Regions from separate parts of the Homo sapiens genome. Here region 1 is linked to region 2. Evidence: chromatin contacts called from ENCODE Hi-C or POLR2A ChIA-PET data. All regions are on one chromosome and are shown on one strand. The core of a region is the stretch at or near the end of the contact, and the rest is flanking DNA. Distances in the headings are between cores, read along the strand shown.

Evidence for each region. A loop is a pair of places that touch in the nucleus more often than their neighbours do. ChIA-PET counts read pairs that join two places held with the same protein, here RNA polymerase II (POLR2A). Pooled maps may share reads with other maps.
Region 1: a map of endothelial cell of umbilical vein shows a loop between it and region 2 (13-fold over the local background). The contact joins two enhancer-like sites. A Hi-C loop is called at or near these places in 6 of 168 maps with a recorded cell type or tissue (CD4-positive, alpha-beta memory T cell, CD8-positive, alpha-beta T cell, endothelial cell of umbilical vein and 3 more) and 8 of 50 pooled maps. POLR2A ChIA-PET finds 5 or more read pairs at or near these places in 1 of 52 experiments (naive thymus-derived CD4-positive, alpha-beta T cell).

Annotation. Positions count from the first base shown.
Region 1 is chr12:91,982,374-91,986,573 of GRCh38, reverse strand. LINC01619 (long intergenic non-protein coding RNA 1619) reads left to right here. Exons shown (of 5, transcript NR_132341.1): 5 at 1-1,598. Among named protein-coding and RNA genes, the nearest start is that of LINC02404, 110 kb to the right of the region's middle. Within about 2 kb of position 1,398, at least 4 of the 41 ENCODE cell types and tissues checked have a DNase peak (open chromatin) inside an H3K27ac peak, as active enhancers do.
Region 2 is chr12:91,576,483-91,580,819 of GRCh38, reverse strand. All of the region lies in intron 1 of LOC105369896 (a long non-coding RNA gene), which reads left to right. Among named protein-coding and RNA genes, the nearest start is that of LINC02823, 250 kb to the right of the region's middle. Within about 2 kb of position 1,624, at least 3 of the 41 ENCODE cell types and tissues checked have a DNase peak (open chromatin) inside an H3K27ac peak, as active enhancers do.

The DNA.
Region 1 (4,200 bases), core at 149-2,648, 410 kb before region 2:
CTCTCTGCAATGGTGGGACCCTTGTGGGATAACTGTTTTAGGAATGAAGGTGTCTACCCTCTCTAGAAATGAAAATGCAAGTTTGGCTGTGGTTAAGTATTGGATGGAGGCAAAAAGAAACTGACATATTTTCTTCTTTTCAATTGTTTGATTCACCCTGAAGGGCATGGCTGCTTAATTTTTTTCTCCAGAGATAGGTGGACAGATAAAGACAGGAAAGTAACATCCACAGACTGCCCTCTGTGAAGGTGACAGTGATGAAAGGAATGCTTGATCTGAACACTGGTAAATAAAGTGACCGCATATTTCCCTAGCCAGGAGAGCAATCTGGCTCAAAAGAAACGAGAACAATGACATTACTGCCAGGCTGCTCCTAAGCCTTTGGCTATTCTGTTCAGTGCACAAAAAAAAGCAGTGAACATAGCTGTGACCTGCCTTGTTGGTAGTATCACAATTCTTTGGGGCTCCACTTTAAGAAATTGAGACCTACCTACCTTAATCCTTGGGGGGTTAAGCTTTCAGACTGGAATGATAACTGAACTATTCATTTGCAGTAATTCTGGGTTTTGTGCATATTTTAAAAAGGAATACCGGGCTTGCCTATATTCATTACAACGTCCTCCCAGCTTTCAAATCTTCCAATACAATGCCTCTTCTCTAGTCTTTTAAGCACATCCTGTGACTGGATATGATTATGGGAGATTTACATGCATCCTTGTCTATTGTATCAAAAGATCAGGGAATAAAATGCCCATCATTAAAACCCCAAAGTGATTGGATTGGCATGAGGAATGGGGATGGGGCTGGCATGGAAGAGAGGGTTCTGACTCTGAGATTTCATGAAATGCAAAACAATAGGACAGCTGCTCTTCCATAAACAGATTATTATTATTATTTCTACCTAGACAGCTTGATAGCAGCCATTATCTTCTTTCTGGGTGTCTTATCAAGTTCCGGCTGTGTGCAGCATGGGTGATAAGGAAAGAGAAATGTCACCCATGGGATTGCCAAGGATTATTTCTATGCACTGCTGTTCAGCAACAGCCAATCTCTCAGAACTGAGAAGAAGTCCTATTGTTCACGCTGGGCAGTTGCTATTCTGACTATCCCAAGAGAGCAGAAAAGGGATGTAGTTGCCATTGTGCAAAAGATTGATATTTCATTACTCTCAGCTAAAGTTCTGAAAAGCAGAATCATCATGAAATATCTTTGAAGAGAGAAAAGACAAGGGAAGAAAAGAAGAACGAAATGAGTTCAGAGCTTTTTAGAACTGTGAGGGAGTGCGAAAAAAGAAAGGTGTAATACTTTCAAACAGTGGAAGTTAAAATGCCAGGCGTGTAAGCCTCAGTGAAATTGAGCAGCATCACGTCACCACGACTTGTGGTCCAGCTGTTTATTGCAAAGACTCCATCCTGCGTTACTCATCAGAAAATAGTTAACTTTGTATCTGGCATTATTTTAATTAAAAAAAAAGTTAACTTACTAGATTTCTGTTTGTCTGTGTTTCATACAAGGTTCTTGAATGAAAATAATCTGTTGATATTTAACATTTTTCCTTTCCTTCTCAATGAGAAAATAAATGTTTTATTATACATGCAGATGTGCCAGCTAAATATTTCAGGAAAAAAAAAATCTCTTCGTCGTTTTGTTCCCGTATCTCAGCTTTCCAAACTTATATCTTCCCAGAGAAAAGACTGCATTAGAAAAAAATTAAAACTAAAGTGTATGACTAACCTGTAGTGTATTCATAGAGTATTCCCCCCAAAGTGTTCTGAGTGCTTTAGTCTTCTTTATACATGGTTTTAGGGTCATGCTGATGTTATAATGTAAGCTGCTTGGAAGTCAGCCAAGTCAAATTTTTCCAACATTTTAAATCACTATTCTGAAACTGGAATTTCAAATGAATAAAATGCTTTGCTCTTAAACCAACGACTTCAGAAATGAGATAGATCCTAGTCAGGAATTATTACAACGGGAAGTGAGAGGAGGTTGGGAAGGTAAAGGGCAAAAGGAGGGCATAGAGGGAGAAAGGAGGATGCAGGAAAAGAGGAAGGAGCTTTGACTCCCCTGTGACACGTGAGCCCCAGGAGGGCAAGAGCCTTCCCTTTAGGTTTGTGCAACACCTCATATACAGTAAGCACTCAGGGGATATTTGTTAAATGAATTAGTGAGAGGGGCATAGAAAAAAAGGTTTTGGTATTAAGATATGCAACGGAATATTCCCTTAACGAAATACATTATTTTAGTTTTTCAGCCCTTAAGCATTTACCGGGAAACGTAGAGATTCTCCAACTTTAATACACATATTAATTACCTGAGAGCCTTGTAAAAAAAAAATCCAGATTCTGATTCAGTAGGCCTGGGATAGGCTGAGAGATTCTGCATTTCTATGAAGCTCCCAAGGGATGCAGATGCTACTGGCTCATGGAATACGCTCTGAATAACAATGTGTTAGAGTAGTGCATGGGGTACTGGGCTGGGGGTCATGAGCTCTGAGTTCTAATCTCTGACATGAACCACCTGTGCTTTCAAGCCAGGTGATTAGCTTTCCTAGTCTCAGTCTCCCCATGTAGCTAATGACTGGTTGGATCTACATAATTTCTAGGGTTCTTACAGCCTTAATATTTTGAAAGTTAAAAAGAAAAGAAAGGATTTAGAGAATGCCCAGTTTAACTCTGTCTCTTGAAATCCTGGGGAGGCAAAATCACTTCCGTCCAAAGTTGCACAGGGGATTTGTCCTGTGTGAATTGTGCTACAGCTGATTCCCTGGTTTCTAGTACAGTAATTTTTCTACTCCCATTTCTTTTGTCATTATTATTTTTTGTGGAATACTTAGAATTTGTCTGATGCTATGCTAGGTGCTGGGAATACAAAGATGCGTTAGAAATACATTATTATAATTTATTATCAAATTCCTTGCTTGAGTAACGTGCTGAAGATGACAACTAATCCCTGCAAATGTGTAACATGTGTGCTGATATCAGGGTTCCCCCTTCCGTGATATAATAATGGCTACAGTAGAATGCTTGCAACGATGACCCGAATTCTCCAATTCTCCCCATATCCATCCATTCCCTTTTCTATGTGATTTTGCAGCTTATCATATCAAAAAGTGGAATTTCTTTCCCCAGCCCTTGACTCTGGAATGGTCTGTGATTTGCTTTTACCAAGAGAATGCAGTGGAAGGAACAACATGCCAGCTCTACACCCCGGTCTGAAGAGGCCATACCCACTTTTGTTACTTCTCTCAGGATCCTGCTGCTGCCGTAAGAACAAGCCTGGGGTAACCTCCTGGAGGATGAAAGTTCACAAGTGACCTACCGTCCCAGAGGAGGACAACTTAGAGCAGCCTACACCTAGCCATCCACAGATATGTGTGAAAGTCCAACCAAGAGCAACAGAGCTGCTTACTCAACCCACAGCTGACCACCGATGCACAAGTGAGCTCAGATGAGGCCAGAACTGCTCAGCTGAGCCATAAACTTGTGAGCAATAATAAACTTGTGAAGCCACTTAGTTTTGGGAGGCTTTGTTTTGCAGCATAGCTAAGTGGTATGACGGCCTTCTGGATGCCAAACTTTATCTGAAATAAATGGTTCTAGTTTGAGTTCTCCCCGGAAGATAGTATGTGAGATGTTGTGGGAGTGGCATGGGCTTTGCTGCTTCTTCCATACTTCTGAGATGCTTTTCACTTAAAAAGGAGGGGAGCTAGCTCATGCTATTTTTACTTTACTGTTAAAAGAAAGATATGGCCAGTGAAGTTAAGTTTAGAGATTAAAGCTCAAGGTAACACACATGTATATCCCTTGTTTTGAAAGAAGCACAAAAGAGCCATGATCTGAGATCACAAAAGAAAATGAATGCTTTAGTCTTGGCTTTGCCATGTATGTTATCTTGAGCTTCAGAGTTATTCTTGGTAAACAAATATAACTATGACTGCCTGCCTGCCTTCCTTCAGAGATAGTATGAGAGTGAACAGATATAATAAATATAAAAATGTCCTGTAAACTCTTAAGTGGTACACAAATATAACTTCTTTTGAACATTGTACTATATTTTGTTTTCACATAATAGTATCTAGTACTTATTGAGAACTCATAACTCCCTTTATAAGTATAATAATAGCTAAGACATATACATTTTATAGTTTTCAGGTTGCTTTTATATAAATTATCTCTCCTTGATTCTTCAATGGTGCCC
Region 2 (4,337 bases), core at 375-2,874:
AAATTAATTTGAATACTACCCATTCAATGCAAATAACTATACATATACAAAAATTATGGGTCATTATCATCCTTTAAGTCAAGTAAATAAGTAATTGTTCTAAGAAATTAAAAAGCTATATTTTTCCTTTATTGTTAAATGTTAAATAATTCAATATTGCTTCCTTGCAAAATTACTCAATGAATATATATTGCTTTGATCATTCAAAGTTATGTATATATACACATACATATACACACATACATGGATATTCAACTATTTGCTGTGCACTGTGTTGGATCCATTGTACGTGTTTTCTTTCTTTCCTCCCAACATCTCTTAAAAACATAATTGTCTTCACATTACAGATGAGGGAGCTGAAGATTAGAGAAGCACAATTAATTGTCTAAGGTTTTACTGTCAGTAACAATCAAAGCTGAGATTTAAATGCAAGTATTTAGAATGCAAATTTAATTATATTTCCAAAATATTACAGCTAATTCTTCACATGCATATTCTATCTTCAAACAAATGGGTATTACTGGTATATATTAAGTACATATATAACATACTGAAGCACATTCTAAGAGATAGAGTAGCCTGTAAACATAGATCAGCAACTGTAAATGGATACACAGTAAGGCATATACAGGTACAGGACTGGCTTTCTTGACTTGACATTAAGTATATGCACCAAGTAAAAGAGAGCTGCATTTCAGCCCTTTTCAGTGTGGCTCTTATTTGGGTTAGAAAAATGGTGATTATTTTTTATGACAGGAAGGATCAGATCATCTTAATTCATCATCTCCTTTGCATTCACTCTGAATCATTTTTCTGTCTTGGCCTACAAATTAGTAATGTTTTTTATTGCTTAACAATGCAAAGAATTATCTCATCATCTAAGTTCAACTCTATAATATTTAAGTTAATCAATATTTGCCATTTGTTAGGCATATGATAGATATTCAGATATTTACTAAGTTTAGACTGTATGACGGATTTTCTCTGAAACTAAGACCACTAGGTCAGTTAAAGTATTCCATCCAAACCCCACTGTGAATTATATTGCTGATTTTAAATGAGCTTCTATCCAGGCTGTTCAAGCACATGTTTCTTTCAGATCTTTGGCATCTCTGATTTTATTCTACCTTCAGGAATTAGGAAAATCAAGCTGAGTCCTTTAGTTTTATGTTTCCTCTGTATAAGTAGCGTCTACAATAAATACCAAAGCTTAAAGATTAATAAATCCCTCCACGTACAACAGGATTTATGACAGAAAACTGCAGTATTTTTACTAATTATTACAAATGACAATTGAAAATACTCACTTCTGGCTTTGCTCTTTTTATGACTGTAAAAGCCACTAGCATAAGGATGCCTCTTTTTGGTTAGGCTCATAATCTTTGATTTATCTTCTTCAATTCTGAGAAAATAAGCACTGAGGGGGGTCTGGTTTATATTACTGGGACAAGACAATGGCTCTAATCTGCAATCTTCTATTTTGTTTCTGCTGTTCAAAGACCAATTTCAATTTTAACTTGCCTGTTGTCCCTTTTCTGTTGGTAGAAAGCTGTTTTGATTACAGGAGGGGTGGAGGTGGTGGGGGTGAGGTGATGTCAGTGGTGATGGTGGTGGTGTTGTGTGTGTGCCTGTGTGTGTGTGTGTGTGTGTGTGTGTGTGTGTGCGTAAAAAGGAGCTAGGCTAGTAGAGGAATGGGAGGCAGCATACATAAGCTGTATTTGTGAATCTGCTTATAAACCTAACAGATTTTTCAGCTGAAATTTGGCCAATGTTAATTGTACACACTGAATTCATGCTGGGAAAATCTCTTTGGAAAAAAAAAAAAAAAAAGACAGAGAGCACAGCCGGCCTGTTATGTAAGATGTTTATTTTCATCCAATCCAACCCACCATAGGCAGTACAGAAAATAGGCCAGTGCTTCTGACCGGTGACATCACCTCATCATCAGGAGAAAGCGGGAATGGCTGATCACCATATTGTTAGTAAAGAGGATAATTTCCTTTCACAATTGTTTTTCTTTTGGAAACCTTTATTTCTGGAGATAGTGATCTCATCTCTGTGGGATGTTTATTTCTTCAGATTCTGTAATAACAGTGAAGCTACCTGGATTTCAGTTCTTGTACAATGCACATAAACACTTATTTTGGTGCTTTTTCTCTGGGTCTCCAAACGTTAAAAGATTGGATGATTTTAGCAGAACATTGACCATCCTAAGAAAATTGTGACGGGAAGAGGAATAATTATTCTGATATTTAACCTTATGAAGTATTTTATGTAGCCTTTGGTAATTTGCTTTGCAGAATGCCTCCTTTTCTTAGGCTGTGTCACATTATATTTGGGTAGATGGGCATTGTGTTTATTTTATGAATACTAAGAATGAAATGCACAGTTTTTAGAAAGTGTTTTAAGCAGGTCATTATCTACGCTATAATATAGACGTTTTTGCAATTTATAAGTAGTAAAGTGGGTGAAATTTTGTGGGTGTGTGCATGTAGCTTTTTTTTCTAATTCAAAATTAATAGAAAACTAAAAATAGGGTCTTTATTATAGAAGCTAATTCAGCTACTTAGAAAATATACCACAATAAAATTAACCAGTCTGTGGTTTGTTTATGACAGATTTGGTTAAATGACTTCTTTCTGTTACGGGACAATTTTCAGGATTATTCAAATTCACCCACTTTTTAAAATAAATAATTTGCCTATTCTTGTTTCATTCTCCCTCTAGAGGATATCAGTGCGTATTACAATTCAAACATTAAATATGCCAGTAGGTCTAATTTAAATACAGCACGATCCTGAGAACTGTTCCTTGACTTCATTTGTATTCAACTTAACTCAGTTCTAGAAGCCATTATCTTAAGTAGCTCTAAGTTTGCAGCACTTTTTTCCTTTAAACCTAGGTGTCAGTATCTTAAGGAGGTCATTTTTGTTTTGTTTTGCTTTGTTTTGTTTTTGTTTTTTTAAACAACAAAATCAATATCTTAACCCTCGTGAAGAGCAGTACTGAAATGGTTAGAGTTTCAGTTTCTAATATAATGAGCGGTGTGTGTTTGTGACTCTAAAAGTCTAATTATTGTGTTCTGGGATATCCACATTACATCTGCTAGGCAGTCTTTGAGGACACTGGAGGCCATTTAATGTTGTATAAATTAAGTATCACAATAAAAAGTGGTCCAGTAACCTGCAGATATGACAGTCAAATATTAGAATTGGTACAAAAATATTTATGGACATTCACCTGAAGATGAGCATAGGAAAGGGCTCCTTATCTTGCTTTCAAGAGACATGAATGATTTGATTTGCGAAAGCTGCCTAATCATTCAGAGCCTATTTTCTCTATCAGTAAATAGGAATAATTATATCACCTTTTAGTAGTATGAAGACCAAGTAAAATCTAGAAAATGCTTAATATGTGACTGACTTGGAGTAAATTATTTTCTCTTCTATTGTAATAAAAATTCTCTGGTTGGAGCTAAGAAGTGAAAATATAAAAATTAGCAAAACCTTTCGGGAGATTCCCCTCATTTCTTGATTTATTTTCTTATATGTTCTGTACTTCCAATTTCAGAGTCATGGCATGATTTTATCTTCAAAATGTTGTTACAGGACTCTTGCAGAAATGCCAGTCGTAGGTGGACAGTCTGGAAAAAGAAATCCATGATTCTGTTTCTTAGTGTGAGACTGTGGGGCTTTATTTCTTTTTGGTGGGACATAGAAAGGGAGAAATAGGTAGTCATTTATGTTTTGATTTAGAAGTTCAGCATATAAAGTTTCAAAAAGAAAGATGCTATAGAATATAATAATATATTTCTATTTGTATTTTAAAAGCCTAAAAATTATTTATGAAACTATTTGCAGGAAGTTGGGATTAGGCAGAAGTTTGGAAAACTTTTTCTTTCTCTGTACGGTTTACATAAAAATATTTTCATGAAGAATATACATGATAAAATTTCTTAAGGTGAAAGGTAAATCTTCCATTTCTGAACTCCAGTACCTTAATTTCCCTCTCAAAGACACCCACAGTTTATAGTTCATCATTTTTGTAAGATTTTGCTAGGCAATATATACATACATATATATATATATATAAAAATATAAAATGTTTGTTTTCAGTAGGTGTGTTCTATAGTCTTTGTGAACACTGAATTAGTCACTACTGTACCATTGCTCCTATGGGAAATACAGAGTTAGGTTTCTGAAAGCCTTTGGTCACAACAGTGTCATCATCTGATCTATACGTAACTTTGTTTTGTGTGTTTTTGTGTATGAAGGCATCTTATTTATGATTCATTAACATTAAACTCACAGCCACTATAGCTCATACCCAAACAAAGT